Regions from separate parts of the Mus musculus genome. Here region 2 is linked to region 1. A link is a loop called in an ENCODE intact Hi-C map of the cell type or tissue named here. Cell type or tissue: left cerebral cortex. All regions are shown on one strand. Each heading gives the region's core, and the rest is flanking DNA. Links, peaks and the distances in the headings are about the cores only. Region 1 has its middle 120 kb from the start of Ptn. Region 2 holds the start of Ptn (pleiotrophin).

What was found. A loop is a pair of places that touch in the nucleus more often than their neighbours do. Peaks named below come from ENCODE experiments on the same cell type or tissue, not always from the same donor. Only the 100,000 strongest peaks of a DNase experiment are listed, where the experiment ranks them.
Region 2: it touches region 1 in a loop (8-fold over the local background); 2 of 42 quality-filtered maps call a loop at or near these places.

The regions. Positions count from the first base shown.
Region 1 is chr6:36,687,306-36,695,647 of GRCm38, reverse strand. No RefSeq gene overlaps it. Among named protein-coding and RNA genes, the nearest start is that of Ptn, 120 kb to the left of the region's middle. In left cerebral cortex, for the core only: a CTCF peak has its summit at 3,994; a DNase peak (open chromatin) is centred at 4,000.
Region 2 is chr6:36,803,527-36,811,868 of GRCm38, reverse strand. Ptn (pleiotrophin) reads left to right here and starts at 1,690. Exons shown (of 5, transcript NM_008973.3): 1 at 1,690-1,975. In left cerebral cortex, for the core only: CTCF peaks have their summits at 1,790 and 2,534; DNase peaks (open chromatin) are centred at 2,389, 3,029, 3,292, 3,789 and 2 more places; H3K4me3 peaks cover 2,596 bases; H3K27ac peaks cover 5,394 bases.

The sequences.
Region 1 (8,342 bases), core at 330-8,329:
GCCACTAGCAATCCTAGCTCAGTTCACTCAACACTCCATTTGGTAACTGAGTCATTTAAGTCAACCATGTGTTCACCAAACGGAGATCTTCCTACCTATACAAATGAAGTAGGACTTCGTCAGGCAGTCCACCTCTTAGAGGTCTAGGAAGGAAATAATCAATATTCCAAGTTTCTGCCAGGAGAACATTCGCACCACACCACTGATTTTGTTTTGACTCTCACAAGGATGTTCATGCTTTACTCATGTTCGATACTTCAATATTACCGAGCAACCCTCAGCACCCACTGAAATCAAGCTATCCTTGTTAATGGAAGCAATTCCAGATGCATAACCTGTCTACAGAGAAAATGGATAGGAGGTCAGGCTTATCTCCTGACTATATCCATGCATCCTTAAAGGTCTATGCAATGACCTAGTCCAAACATGTATAGTAACTATGAAGTCCAATTCTTAGAGTCAAGTCTTAAAGATCCATTTAATCTAATATCTATAATTTACTTATTTAATTTGGTTTACATGCTATGTGACAGGCACTCTTCTAAGTCTTGGGGAAAAACAGTAAAGAAAGGAGACAAAGTGTCCTTGAAGAATTTATGTTTCAAGAGACACATAAAATTTACACTGTAGGCTGGGTGTGGTGGGGCGCACCTTTAATCCCAGCACTTGGGAGGTAGAGGCAGGTGGAGTCACAGTGATGCAGCTTCACCAAAGAGGGCAGGAGGCCTGGTCACAAAGCAAGGTGAACAAAAGTTTTACTGAAGTGGCTAGATAGATGGATACAAGAGGAGACCTCTTGTATCTTCAGCTCCAGGAGATCCAAAGCCATCTTGTGGCTCTTGCAAACACTTATGCATAGAAGATATTCACACATCAAAATAAATCTGTTTTAAAAAGAAGTTTAAACATGTCACAGCCTTTTATATGGAAATTAATTTCTTATTAGCAATAGTAAAGTGGAAATCATTGGCTAAAGAACACTAGGCATGTCTACTCATCATCAGAGGAAAGGACTCTTTTCTCTGTTACGTTATCCCTAGCATACAACAAAGGTCAAGCACATACGAGGTGGGTGGGGAAGGCATATGTGAGTATTTAAGTGAGGTGATGACTAGATATCAACTCTGTCCAGCTGTTATTTTTTCATGAATTGCAGAACCAATCTTCTCTAGGTATCCACCACATGTACTTCAACCATCTCACCAAAGTCTGTTGGTTACTTCAAATTCCTGCATTCTGACAGCCTGTTTTCACCTCTAAATCAGTATGTTGAATTCGAACAAAGACTCATTACTACAAAAAGAAAATAAAATGCATTTAAGCAATGAAGGGAAGAATCTGCCGGCTCTCAGTCTGAAGTGCCTGGCATATTTGTGATTTTGTAATTGCTTGCACAACAAATGCCTCCAGAAGAGTCAAATAATGCATAGACATTCTATATCCTTTAGAGAATTGTGTATCCCTGCCTTATACCTTACATTAGGTTGGCTGGCTTTCATGTGCTAGTTGTAGCACTGTGTGTGCCGCGCTCTGGTTCATCAGAACAGTTCAGTGACTGAGGGTGGTGGTCTTCAGTCCACTCCTGTTCATCCCCCTTCTAATGGCAACATCTCTTTTCCATCCACACGCTATTTGCTTCTCAAACATAATGAAATTGGGTAGGAAGAGAAAAAGAAAGAAAAAAATAGCGACAGACAAGTAGATCAATGGAATAGAATTGAAGACCCAGAAATGAATCCACCTATGGTCACTTGATCTTTGACAAGGGAGCTAAAACCATCCAGTGGAAAAAAGACAGCATTTTCAACAAATGGTGCTGGCACAACTGACGGTTATCATGTAGAAGAATGTGAATTAGTCCATTCTTATCTCATTGTACAAAGCTCAAGTCTAAGTGGATCAAAGACCTCTACATAAAACCAGAGACACTGAAATTTATAGAGGAGAAAGTGGGGCAAAGCCTCGAAGATATGGGCACAGGGGGAAAAAATTGGGAATAGTACTTCTTGAAGATCCAGCAACACCTCTCCTGGGCATATACCCAGAAGATGTTCCAACTGGAAATAAGGACACATGCTCTACTATGTTCATAGCAGCCTTATTTATAATAGCCAGAAGCTGGAAAGAACCCAGGTGTCCCTCAACAGAGGAATGGATGCAGAAAATGTGGTACATTTACATAATGGAGTACTACTCAGCTATTAAAAACAATGAATTTATGAAATACTTAGGCAAATGGATGTATCTGGAGGATATCATCCTGAGTGAGGTAACCCAATCACAAAAGAAGTCACTTCATATGTACCCACTGATAAGTGGATATTAGCCCAGAGATTTAGAATACCCAAAATACAATTTGCAAAAAACAAGAAAATCAAGAAGGAAGACCAATGTGTGGATACTTCATTCCTTCTTAGAATAGGAACAAAATACCCATGAAAGGAGTTACAGAGACAAAGTTTGGAGCTAAGACGAAAGGATGGATCATCGAGAGACTACCTCACCCAGGGATCCATCCCATAATCAGCCACCAAACGCAGACACTATTGCATATGCCAGCAAGATTTTGCTGAAAGGACCCTGATGTAGCTGTCTCGTGTGAGGCTATCCCAGTGCCTAGCAAATACAGAAGTGGATGCTTACAGTCATCTATTGGATGGAACACAGGACCCCCAATGGAGGAGCTATAGAAAGTACCCAAGGACATGAAGGAGTCTGCAACCCTATAGATGGAACAACAATATGCACTAACCAGTACCCCCAGAGCTGGTGTCTCTAGCTGCATATGTAGCAGAAGATGGCCTAGTCGGCCATCATTGAGAAGAGAGACCCCTTGATCTTGCAAACTTTATATTCCCCAGTACAGGGGAAACACCAGGGCCAAGAAGTGGGAGTGGGTGGGTAGGGGAGCAGGGCTGGGGGAGGGTATAGGGGACTTTCGGGACAGCATTTGAAATGTAAATAAAGAAAATATCTAATAAAAAATAAAAAGTACAAAATATCAATCTATCATATTATTTTTAAATCAACCCAGCTGAAGTAGGGGAACCATACATCATTTAATCACCTGTTAGTCTGATGGTCAGCCAAAATAGCTCAGCTCTTCTTTAGCACTGCTCAGGGTCCATCCGTGTCACAGTCACACCAAAGTCTCAACCACTTCCCTAGCATTCAGTTCCAAAGAAGGCTTGATTAACAACCAGCCTGCTAAAGCTGAGTATCTGAGGAAATGTTGTATTGAAATACCGAAGCCTCAGTGCTTAATAAACGCCATCCAGTCTTCTTCCACAAAGCTCAGTACGATAGAACTCTTATATGAACCAGGAAAGCACGTTATATGCAAGTTCAAAATTTCTGTTAAATACTGTTAAGAAATAACCAGTGAAATCATATTGAATAATATATATTAACTTAATATAATAGAAACATTTCATACACATCAAAGCATAAATCTTTTTTTTTTTTTTTACATTATCTTTTGGTGTTGGAGTTTTGAAATCTCACCTGGTGTACACTTGACATAGAGAGCATGCTGGAACTGGCGCTGGATACTCAGAGTCCGTGTTGACTCCTTTATTGGAAAAATGATGCTCTTAAGGGGGTACATTATTAAGATTAGAGGACAAGAAGCAGAATAAGATATTATTTATTATTTAAGTACTTGTAAATTTTTATCTACGAGAGAGAGAGAGAGACAGAGACAGAGAGAGAGAGACAGAGACATAGAGAGAGACAGAGAGAGAGAGAGAGACAGAGAGAGAGAGAGAGAGAGAATTGGGGTATTCTGCTGCTCAGTGCAGGCACCTGGCAACTCACTGGTTGTGTCTATATCACAGCCACAGGTGCTGGCTGGAGTTCGGAAGCTCAGCTGTTACTAGGGGCTTTAACAGATTGACAGCTGCTTTTGAGACCCAAGCTTGAAACTGAGGCTAATAAAGTCCTAGCACAGAACTTGAAGTCTGGTTTGTGGAGACAAGGCCACCATCCTGTGGAATCTCAAGGAACTGCAGTGAAGCAGTCCCCTTGTGTGATTAAGATGTGGAGGGCAGAGTCCTCAATGCATCCACCCTGGGAGAAAGCTGTGGAACATGTGATCAACCTACCTAAGCAGTGTGCAACAAACCTGGAAAAGATCCAGGGAAGGGTCAGAGAAGGGTGATTCCGAGTAAAAGGCAGACTGAAGTTACGAAAATGTGTATGATTAGAATCAACGAGATCATAAAATGTAAGATGAGGACTTGTCCATATCGAGATTTGCTAAAACTAAGGTTGAAGTCTCAAGTATGATATCCAAATCCACGGTTTTTTACCAGGAAATACCTTTAAACCTTTTCACATATTTAGCTTTTAAATAAGCTAAGTGGTGTACGATGCTGTGTTAATGTTTTTGAATAGTCATGCCAGTAAGGCCAATTATCAGGAAGTTTGGAAGTGACAAATTGTCTTCAAAATGCCAAATTGTTTTGGCAATATTAAGAATCTCTGCCTGTTTCTATGGAAATCCCACACTTATCTACCCTCTGGCACCCAAACACTGTTATGTTGTTTACAACATAATGACAGCGTTCCAAAATATTAGAAATGCACAATGTTGGTGCTTGGAATTGTGAAGCTAATAAAATGGTAAGAATATGTGTGCCGAGAAGAACATTCAATATTCAAAATTACGTCTTCAAGGCTTTTTTATTTTAGAAAAAAGAGAAAATTCCCCAAGTACACTGCTATGGTGTCAGATGGATGACATCAAAGATGAGTTATTAACCATGTTTTAGATCCTGTAGCCAAGTTAATGTGGTTATTGGTTGTGGGCAATATAGATTTATCGATTAATGATACATAAAAATATATTGCCCTTAAAAATATAGGGCTGAAATGTTAGGTGTAATGGCTTCTACATGCCATCTAGACAAAGGCTCCTCTTACTTCATGGTTAGTGATAGACTGAAAAATAGTCTGAATTGTTCTGAGTGTTATCAAGCAACCACTCTAGAGTTAAGTTGCTCTTTCTGTATGTTGGGTATTTCTAACACAATATTGTTGATTCTATTCTTCTTGCCCTTGTTATATTTTAATCAATGATATGACTAAGTACTTAGAAAACATAGTTACTGAATTAGTACATGATAAAAAATTGAAGAGTAGCTTACATGACAAATTTCAGAATGAAGTTTTAAAATGATTGTGATGAACCTAATCCAAAATAATGACACTTAATGAAGCTAAGCTGTCTTGTAATATAGGCAAAATAATGACATTTACAACGGGATTGGGAGGACTGTTCTTTGAAAGAGTTTGCATAAAAGTACTCTGGGACTCTAGTTTACTGTAAAGAAAATCCTCCCACTCCGAGGTATACTTTACTTAAATGGAAGTTTGGATCCCCCAATGAAATTTGGTGGCAGATGATCTCTGAGGGAAAGACATGTGGACACCAAAATAGAGCAGATGAAAAGAGGGCTTCAGTGAGCCAGGGGCTGCCAATCTGATGAGACTTTTATAGCCTATCTTTCATTTTCCTGCTTTTTGAAATGAACATCCCAGAACAACAAAGGCATTCATTGACCTGTGGTAATTTCCATCTCCCAAATTTTATTCTGGCTTTCTATACATCTCTCTTTTCCATCAACTCATTCTGAAGTTCTTTGCTTTCACTTTCCCTATGTTAATATTTCTAGGGAGGAGGATGGGAGGAGGGAAGCCTTAACTTCCCTAAAGCCTTGAGGGCTGACTGGGGTTGCAAGTCATTTTATAAACCAGCAGTTTTTTCTAGTTCTGTGATAATAAAATAATCTCTGTTTCAGGTGTGAGGTTTATGCATCCATGTTGACTGGACCTGTGATCTGACTCTCTCTCCCTCTTTCCCTTTCTGCCTCTCTCTCTCTCTCTCTCCCTCTCTCTCTCTCTCTCTCTCATTTATAATCTTCCAAGAAACAGAGAAAATATTTAAATGTTTATAAAACTATTTATATTTGGAGGGGATATCAGTGAGGAAAGTGTCTTGGTTGCTTATTTCTCTCTGCAAAGAATATTTCTAACGTTTAAGGGCATTTTCATTTCAGCGTGAAAGAAGACACACACAGCACACACACACACACACACACACACACACACACACACACACACATGCACACCCTCTGAACAGCTAAGCAGGCTTACCATAGAATCAGTGGGTTGTTGTTTAAAACACAGTTTCTACCTAAACCACAGCTTGTCCCAAATTACTTTTTTCCCTCCTCTTCTTACCTTGACTGCTGAGTCCATCCTACATTCTGTGCATGAATTGCCTAGGCAATGAAGATGTATAATCAATCACTGGCTGGAAGGAGATGAGGAGATCCTTCAGGAAGAGCTGGCTAATCCCCAAGGTAAGGCTCTGAGGAGACTGAGGGCTGGTCAGAGAAACACTCTCTATTGCTCATAAGACAGGGGGACACATTTTCCTCCTCATCCAGGTCATACCAACAGTTCTAATTTGGATCCTGGGCTAATGCTATAAGAGTTAGTTAACCAAGAATCTGAAACTAGATAGCCCAGGGTCCTAGGGTAAAACCAAATACTATGATTCTACTAAAACCATGTAGCAATAAAAGGACTCTTAATGACCTTCTGTTCTACTCATAGATCAGGGCCTTGCTTAGCCATCATCAAAGAAATTTTCTCCTGCAGAAGAGAGATGCTAACACAGAGATCTACAGAGAGACAGCCAGACATGACACAGACACTGAGAGACCTTGGAACACTCAGCCAAAATGGGAAAATTCTCTCAAATTCCTTCCCTCAGGGTTAGGGAAATCTTGTGGAAGAGGAGGCAGAAAAGAGTATAAGAGCCAGAGGCGATGGAGATCACCAAGGTAACAAGGGCATTCAAAACAGAACAGGTCTGAGGTGCATGTGAACTCAGTGACAGAAGCCACATGTACGGGGACTGCATGAGACTATAACAGATGGGGTCCTAGATCTGAAAGGAGTAGGTACACATGCCCCATGCCTGACCCAGAAGCTAACTCCGACGAATAATTACTTGAAAGTAAAAATTTAGTTTTCTCCAAGGAAGGCTCACTGGGAAAATTACTCTTATGGGCAGGCTGCATGCGCAGCAGTAGATGGCCAATATAGCATTAACTCAGCAACTTCTTTGGTGGTTCCTTGTCTCATAATGTCAGGTTGGGGCCCCTTATTGTTTTAAATTGTGTCATATATATATATATATATATATATATATATATATATATATATATAATGTTTTGTCCTATTCTGAGGTGTTACTTTTTGTTTTATCTTACTTTAGTATAATCTCTCAGACTCCTGTTTCTTTTCTAATGAAAGCTGAGTGGATCTGGATGTCAGCAGTGGGGAAGAACTGGGAGTAGAGGGAGGGGAAACCATAATCAAGGTCTGATATAGAAAAAACCCACACATCTATTTTCAATTAAAGGAAAAATAGTAAGATTAATTTAGGAGTTATTTTATTTCTAAAGTGTTTTTGATTATTTTTGAAGGTCTAATGAAATCTAGATGCATTTTCCACATTGTTAACTCTTACTCATGATAATATTTATTTTTTATCAATATTTATTTTAATTTTAGTTTTTGATAAGCTTTGTTTATCAAAGCTTTGTTTGAAAAGAAATATTTACAATCATTCCTTATTAAACTACCAAACATACAAGTGATTTCTTTTATGAGATATTGCTATATAGCTTATGTAAGATTCAAACTCATCAGCCTCTTACCTCAGACTTGTCAAGATCTGGCAGTACAGGTCCTCCATTATGCCCATATCACCAAGGACTCTTGCACTTTTATTTTTCAATATTATAAAATAATTATATCATTTCCCCATTCTTTTTCTTCCTTCCAAACTATCCCATATACTCCTCACTACTTATATATCTTATACTTATATACTTAAATATCATATACGAGTGTAGTAAAATTATTTGGGGGTTTCCACCCCACTGTTGATTATTCGGTTCCCAAGCAGAAGACACATCACCTTTATACTTACAACAAGCTTTTAAGCGTTAGAGCTGGGCAGATATCAACCCTCTAAGTTATTTTGTCTACATCCCTGTCAATAATTCCATGATAAAACTTGTCTCATTTTGCCTGGGCTGCTCTTATTCCAACTGGCCAGCCTTCATGGCCATGTCTCCATTATTCATGTATCCCACAGAATCTTCTCCTCTGTCTTCATCTCTCAAGGTTGGGAACATAAGCATTACCTACCTCTCTTCTGGCCAGCTACAGGCCATAGGCATCTTTATTCAACCATAGTTGTTTGTTTGTTTTTCCGAGACAGGGTTTCTCTGTGTAGCCCTGGCTGTCCTGGAACTCACTTT
Region 2 (8,342 bases), core at 290-8,289, 120 kb before region 1:
TAACTGAAAACGACTCCAGACATTACCAACTGTCTCCTAGAGGATAAAACTGCTCTCACTTGAGAACCACAGATGTAATTAATTTTTACATATACCTTTTTAATCAAAATGTTATATGTTGAAGCAGCAAATGAGATAGAACTGACATCATGAGACTCTCATGCTTGCTTTACCAACACCAGAAACAAGCACCATAATTAATCTGGCATGGTCTACTGAACTGACAGTAGGAATATGCTAAAGATGAAGATAAAATTAAGGGGCAAAAAGGAAAGTCTTTCTGTCATCTTCTTAGCTCACTGTGGAACTGTAGGAAATGGTGAACTTTTCTCACAGTAAAGAAAGCTTATGAGTAGTTCATGATGTACACAGGTGACACCAGATGAACACTCACATGGACTGTTTCATGGCAAAGATGAACTTTCAAACAGGGATGTGCATAGCCTGGGAGTTGGTCTTGAGGAAGGCATGTGCAATTTGTGTGTGGAAAGGTGGTTTAGCAGAAGAGACTGTAAAGAATACAGATCAGGTGTAAATGTGAATTTCTGTCCATTTTTTCGTTGGAGGGCGGGGTGGGGGGAGGGGCAGAAACGAAGATTAGTGGACTAAAAGCTCTACTCCTGCAGGGTCACCTTTGTCCCTCGATTACTCTTGGACATTGGTACAGGTAACAGCCAATAGAAGACTCCTAGTCCTTAAAACCACTTGCCATAACCAATGGCTGTAATTTTAGGAAAGGAGTGGTCTTAAGATGTGAGGGCTTAAAACACCCTACGGAATCCATAGGATCTGTAAGTTGAGTTGAAGAGATGTATCTTTGGTGAGAAATTGGAGCCAGTTTTATAATTTGACCGTGTTTGGGCAAATTGGGGTTTTACTCCATCTTTTCTGGTCAGTTTCTATGTGTGACTCAAAACTGTCACTTTGCTCTCCTTGGTTAAAGGAGAGGAAGGTCTCAGGAAGCCAGGAAGCCCACTCTAATTCTTACAAACCCCAGAGCTTGAGCCACACTGATTACCCCCCTGTGTTCTTTGCCAAGAGCATGCCACAAAATATGTGACCCGAAGGCATCGAAGAAGCCAAGAATGGAAAAATTCCCTAAAGGAAAGTGACATTTAATTGGGAAATTTCAGAGATCTGTCACTCCTAGTGACAACCCAGAAAAAACTGCTTTGCAGCTTTGTGACTGGAGGTGAGCTGCAACTGTCAGCTGAAGTTAGCAGGGACTCCCTGCAGGGAGGCCTTTAGGGGCGGAGAGCAAGGGACAGCTGCCTTTGCACATGGCTCCCCCAATCTCGAATAGAATATCGTGTGTGTGTGTGTGTGTGTGTGTGTGTGTGTGTGTGTGTGTGTGTGTGTGTGTGTGTTTAAAGCTGTACCAAAACTGTAGTTTAAAATGCTGTCAATTTTCCAATTAAGATATCCAGCTTGATAAGCCGAGCTATGGACCCATGGGAGGGGGAGAAAAACATGGTTCTTGGGAGTTTGTACAAAAAATATGGTGCTGGGTGGGTGCTAAGAACAAACGGTCTTATAACCCATGGTCTTTCTACACAGATCCGTTTGGGGAAAGACTGCCCCCAGAGTAGCCTGCTTTTCATAAGCTTCCCAATCAGATTTCGGGGGCAAAGCACTCCCCTCCTCCCTCGCACAGCCTGCTTCTTCTCTCTGCCCTCTCTCGTCCCTCCCATTCTCTATTTCCCTCCCCGGCAGGGTGTAGTTGAGTGAAGGCAGGATCAGGTTCCCCGCCTACCCGTCCAAATATCCCGCCAAGGAAGCCCCAGAGCACAAGAAAACCCAAAGTGGAGAGAGGGGAAGAAAGAAAGCACTGAGTCATCCATCCAGAAGGGGGGAGAGCAGAGCGCAGCCGCCCAGGCAGGAGCATCAGCCAGCGATACCTGGAGTCTGCAGAAACCTCGCCCGCACTTTGCAACAAAGGCAGCCAGCTAGTCAGCGAGGACCTCTGCAAGCCAAAGTAAGTGCAAGATACCCTGTGGTTTTCTCCAAAGGGTCTCTGGTGCAGTGTGCCTACCCCCCAAAGCCACTTTTCTGGTAGCCTGCAGTACGTGGAGGGGGTTGGAGCAGGAGAGAGGCTGCCTGGAGTCCGCTAAATAGGACTGCTTTTAAAAACGGACTTGCTCCAGAAGGCAAAACAGCCGAAAGGAAATTTTGGGGGGAATGAGCTAAGTAACCTAGCATGTGCTTGGATGGGAAGAAGGAAAGCAGCTTTTGGGCTGTGGAGAGTGCATGGGGACCGAATTCCTGCTACCTGCCAGAGCATGCAAAGCGCGGGAGAGGGCACATTTGTGCTCTTTGTAAAACCTGGAGCTTTGGTGGGTGTGTCTGGCCCAGTAGGCATGAGAGAGAAGAAAGGGTGTATCAGTAGACAGGTCTCATTTCCTACCTCCACTTCTCAGGTTGCCCTAGAGCTTGCCAACTGCCAATTGCTGCCCGCTCTAGGTGTGGTACATGCCTGGCAGCCTGCCCCTCCTGTGTCTGCTGATGGAGAAACATCTCCGCCAGAGCAGCCTGCACTCCCTAGCCTGCCCACGAGCCCAGAAACGCTTCTAGAAACAGTTCAGTCCAAAGTTTCAAAGGCACACTTTGGAGTCTACCTTTGCTTGGTTGGGATGCCAACTGGCATAGAAGCACTTACGTTTTCAGTTGTATCCAAATAAGCCAGGGTTGTGGTAAAGACGAGTTTGGCAGACACCCGGAATTTCTGAGGTGATATTCCAGTTGTTTCCATAATATATTTTGAGAAGAAAAGTCACTTCTTTTGTGCATAAAACATAACCTTTCCTCTCTTCTAAAATATGTGTGTGTGCATGCGCACACACACATGCACACACACACGCACACACACACACACACACACACACTTCTATGGGATCTGATGTGGCATATAAATACAAGAGCACACATGTAACTCACATACAGATTGCTAACTAGTTCTTGTCTCCTTAGTAATAAGGACTTTGGAGCTGTAGGAGCAGAGCGAGACTTCAGAAGTAGAGTGGGTGCCTCACAGAAGGAATGCACACTTCAGGGGAGAACAAAGTAACAGAGTTCTAGTGGGTCAGCATCTTTCCTCTTGAAACTACCAGGCATAGTTTAAAAAGTGTGTGTGTGTGTGTGTGTGTGTGTGTGTGTGTGTGTGTGTGTGTGTGTGGTGTGTGTGTGTTGGAAGGAAGGGCCTGGGAGGCACTTCAGGAACTACCAAAGAAAAGCTTTTGAACTAACAACATAATGGAGCAATTTCACGATCCCAGGCAAACGTGGAGCTGATGAAACGGTCCAGCCCATTTGGGCCCTTTGATCATCTGGGAATGAATTGTTCTGTGAGAATATTAAAAGGTAATGAGAGCGAAACAAAAGAGAAGTCAGCCAACACAGCACAGAAGGCTGGTGTTTGCCAGACTCATTATGTCCCTTTTAAAGTAAATTATGTGCCTTCAAGGCCAAGTCATTAGAAACACTTATAGTCCAGTTAAATTCAAGGGAAACTCAGGTGCCCTCCCACTCCTCTTTGGGCCCTGTGTAATTTCAGACCACCAATAGTGGTTGTTTCTTATCAAAATGAAATCATTTTATTTTAAAACCCCAATACCATGCTTTTGAACTGTAAGGAACTTTTAAAAATTCTCTCATCAGAATTAAAGTCTTTTGAAGAAGGTAATCTTTCTCCTGCTGCTCATAGACCCAGGTCTTCCTCACTGAGTGGACTGCTTGTATGTGCAATGCTTTTCCCACACCCCACACCAGCTGTGTGTAAACTGTAGCCCCTTTAGAGTGTGGATTCAAGTGTTTGTCTGAGGCACAAACACTTATATTCTCAGGGGTAGAGCTGTGGGCGAGACAGACCTACTGTTAACATGATGTTTTAGTCATCTGATCCCTAAATTATATCCCATAGGGGATGAGAATAGAATATATTTGACTGCATATTGTATTATATGTATTATATAATATTTAATTGTCTGTATTTCAGAACCCCTTTCTAGGACACTGGGGACCTGATCTTACCTGTTTAGTGAAAGTTTTATGGTTTTTTTTCTTTCTTTGTATCTTTCATTGTTTCCTTCCTTCCTTTTCCTTCCTTCCTTCCTTCCTTCCTTCCTTCCTTCCTTCCTTCCTTCCTTCCTTTCTCTCTCTCTCTCTCTCTCTCTCTCTTTCTTTCTTTCTTTCTTTTTTTATTTTATTATTATTGTTCAAGACAGAGTTTCTCTATGTAGTCTTGGCTGTACTGGAACTCACGATGTAGACCAGGCTGGTCTCCAACTCACAGAGATCTGCCTGCCTCTGCGTCTCCTGTGCCAGGAATAAAGGTCTGTGTCACCACCTCCAGTTGGTTTTCATGTTTCTTATTTAGTCTTTACAAACAGCAGTCTGAAGCAAGATCGGACTTTTTTTTTTTTTTAATTGGGTAATTTTTTTTCTTGCAATTCAATGATCTGGTTTGCAATTTCATAAAAACCTGGTCACTGAAAATAATACAAGGCCCCCAAATAGTTTGTTTTTATCAAACATTTTAAGTTTTAAGTTTTTATTTTCTCCTAGAGATATTTCTGATTTCTCATTTCAGTAGCAACCCCACGTGGCGTCCATGCTGTCATTCCTCCGTGTGATTCCCTGGAACACTCTGAGCTTGCCTGAGCTATATGAAATGCTGTGATGCTAGCAACAGGCTACAGTCAGAAGTAAGGTTACAAATGGCAGTTCCCCAGACACTTGTGTTCTAAATATGCCAGCATGGTGACGAGTCAAACGTCCTTGACTCTTGTACTGATGATAAGGCCCAACTGAGACTACTCGGGACAGTGGAACAGCAAGGGAGCTCCACACTGAGTGAGTGCTCCTTACTTACTCAGAAGGCTAGTTTATACTGGATTGTCCAACAGGGCAGAGCCATATACTGTTGCTGACCCATGCTTTGAAAGGAAAGCTGAGCTGGGTGGGAAGTGTTTTCTCCTCTGGATGCCAGTTTCATGAACAAATGGAAGTGCTTTAGTGTCCTGTGGTACAAGCCACACCTTCTCCCTGGGAGTGATGGGAAAGGAACATGTGGATATGGACTTCTTTGGGAACTGGTCCTGCTTTTTCTATCCATCAATTGGCTTGAGGAGAATTTGGATCTTGGCCTTTCTTTGGGAAGTCTTTCCATTCTTGGTGTTTATGACCTGTCCAAGATACCATTTGTTGTGATATTTTACTTGGCACTATAAGCCAGACTTGTAGATAGCAGTTTGCATGTTGCTATTACAATCTTTCTAGATCAATAACTATAAGACGCCTTTTATGATAATGTAAGGTATCTATGTTTAAAAGGGTAGCTGAGAACAAATACCATTGAGGGCTTGCAACTATGGTAACACTTGAAAATTTGATCAGGCAGCTCACCTTTACCATAATTCCCTGTGGCTTAAGGATAGGCAGGGATAACATAATCAATAGTTCATACCTGAGACATTTTGATCAATAAAGTTTATTTTTTCCTAGTGATGTTTGCATTTAGTAATTTTACTATACTGAATTTAGATAAAGTCCCATCTCAAATAGAAAAAGAAAATATAGAATTCCTAAGAGTAGAATTCTTAGACTCTTAAGTCCACGAATATAATAATAACAACAACAAAAATTGGCTGCTTGGTATTAATCTTGAACAACGTGAGTCCTGGTAACTGACTGGTTCTGGTCTTGAGAAGTTCTCTTAGTAAATACCAAATCACAAATAGACATGCCTCTACCCCTTTGTTCACACACTTGTTTGGAAAGCTATGTTAACTTGTGGGATTCCTTACTAGAAATTCATCTAAAACGAATTCTAGGAAGCTAAAGAACAGTGCACTCCCACCTGTGTCTGGGGAAAAACACCCTTTAAGAGCCATAGGTGACCATCTGGCAGTCATTTGCCCTTCTTCTTTGATTACCATATAACAGCATTATCTGCTAACCCTGCCTCCTCATGACCATCATCTCTTATGATCCCTGTGATGCATCAGCGTCTGACCTTTCCCCCCAACCTCTATGCACACTCTCCTTATCACCTATTCATTTCTCCCCAAAGCTTCCAAACATGAGCATTCACTTTAAACATTTCTCTTCTCTCTCTTCTCCCCCTTTATTCCAGATTCTAAAGTCCCAACACTGCCATAGCCCTTTGTGATTGACTCCATGGGAAAAAAAAACCTACAGTCTCTTTTTTTTCCTCTAAGTGGAGTCCTAGACTGCCATTTTTGTGGTTGTGGTTTTGATTTTGTCTTGTTCTAAGACAAGAGTTCCCTGTGTAACCCAGGCTGGTCTGACCCTCACACAGTCTTCCTATCTTCCTTTTGTATTGGGATTATAGGTGTATATAAATTTAGATTCTTTTTAAACTCTTTCTTCCTCCTTTTCTCCCTCTCTCTTTCCCTTCTTCCCTCTCTCCCTTCCTCCCTCATTCCCTCCATCCATTTCTTCTTTTCTTTCTTCCTTTCATCTATGACTAAGAACTGAAGGGAGTCATTGTGGACCAATTCTATTTTGATATAGACTTGGTATAGCTTTATTTCTAACAGACTTTTACAGCTTCTAAGTACCCCACTGTCATCATATAATATGCTGTGGTTACAAAGACAAATGAATGCAACTTCATGAAGTTTATTACCTATTTGATATATACATGAGGCAGTTAGCCCCAGCAGGCGATATAGCAGTTATGACTTTTATCCTAAGTGGTTCCAGTGAGAAATAAAAAACAGAGCCCATGGTGGGGTTTATCACATTAAACACGTATTTCAAAAGCATCTGTGATTTAGGATGGAGGATAAATTAAACTCTCCATTTCCTCATGTTTTCATTTCACATTTGCTGCATACTGGACCAGGAATAAAAATGTATCTGATAGCTTACGAATTTCAGTCTAAGTTTATTTAGAATAAATATAATTTTAAAACATGATGCCTCACATTGGGTGTCCTCAGAAAGATTTATTCAAACACTCTATGATGATGGCACTCTAATGAAATGTATATGTGGAGGAAAAGAAAGCAATCTTACTCTAGCTGCCACTAATTAAAGCCACAAAAACTGGTCCAAGCCAAACTTCCCTCCATGTGATGCTCAATTCTCCTTCCCTTTCTTTCTGTGTCTCCATCACCCTTGTCAAAGAATAGCTCCTTTCCCATCAGAGTGGATTCAGCTAATGATTCCCAATCTGTAGTAGCTCCACTCAGCCACAGCACTAGACCCTCTTAAAGGAAAGGCTGGTCTTCCTCCACTCTAGAACCTTACATTATCTGATGGGCAAAAGCCCATCAGAGATGCTTCACAGAAGGCTGAGAAGCAAATAAAAGATAGACAACCCTGAAGACTATCCATTTTCTTTGCTAATCATGATCCAATCCCACAATGTCCTTTACCCATTCCTCCTACCTTCCAATAAACATCATGTATTATTACCGATCTCCTCAGGCTTCCAGAGCAAATGTCTCCAAGTATCACTTTCCTGCTTTCATTTGAGGGATCCTGTTGGTCTGCAGGGTTTAGTCTTCTATACCCCACCTCCCTTCATCCTTTACATCAACATGGTTTCTGACTTGATAACTTCGAGAGTAAAGAGAGAATTCATGCTCTTCTATAACCAACTCAACATATTATTTCCTTCACAACTGTAGTCTAGAAATTTCAAAAAAATTATTTCTACACTGTATATCTGTAACAATTTATTGTTGTATGCTGAACAGGGAATGCTTAAAGAAAGCAATGTGGCACCTTTCAAGAGTGTATCTGCAACAGAACAAATATCTTCAACTCCCGAGTTTGAATGTTTTATTTTTCTGTATCAAATATTACCAATTCCACTTTTGTACAATTAATTGAATATTTCTCCCATTAGGCTCTCAAATCAAAGCAAAAATCCAAAATATATATAATGAGATGGCAAATAACCTAAAACAGACCTACTCTTCAATGTTCGTTGGATTAACTCAATGGGGCATATCTTCAGAGTTTGTCTTAACAGGAGGACTCACAAGCCCAGAGTATATGACAGGAAGTCAGGAAATGGACAGCATGAGATACAGGTGCCTCCTTCTACTGACTCCTTCTGTCTTCTCATCTTTCACGCTCTGCTCTCCAACACTCCCTACACAACATGTGTCGCCTCTTCAAGGAATGCCCCCTTTTATTTTCCTTGATCATTCTGTCTTTCCTCACTAACTACAGTTCAAAATTGAGTGTGCCCAAGGCCTGGGATATTTGGCAGGCGAGCTCTCCAAAGGTCTTGTTTTTTCCCATAAGCTTTGGAGAGCATTTTTCACATAGGAAACTCCCAATCAATAGTAGATGCCCCATGGCTGGCA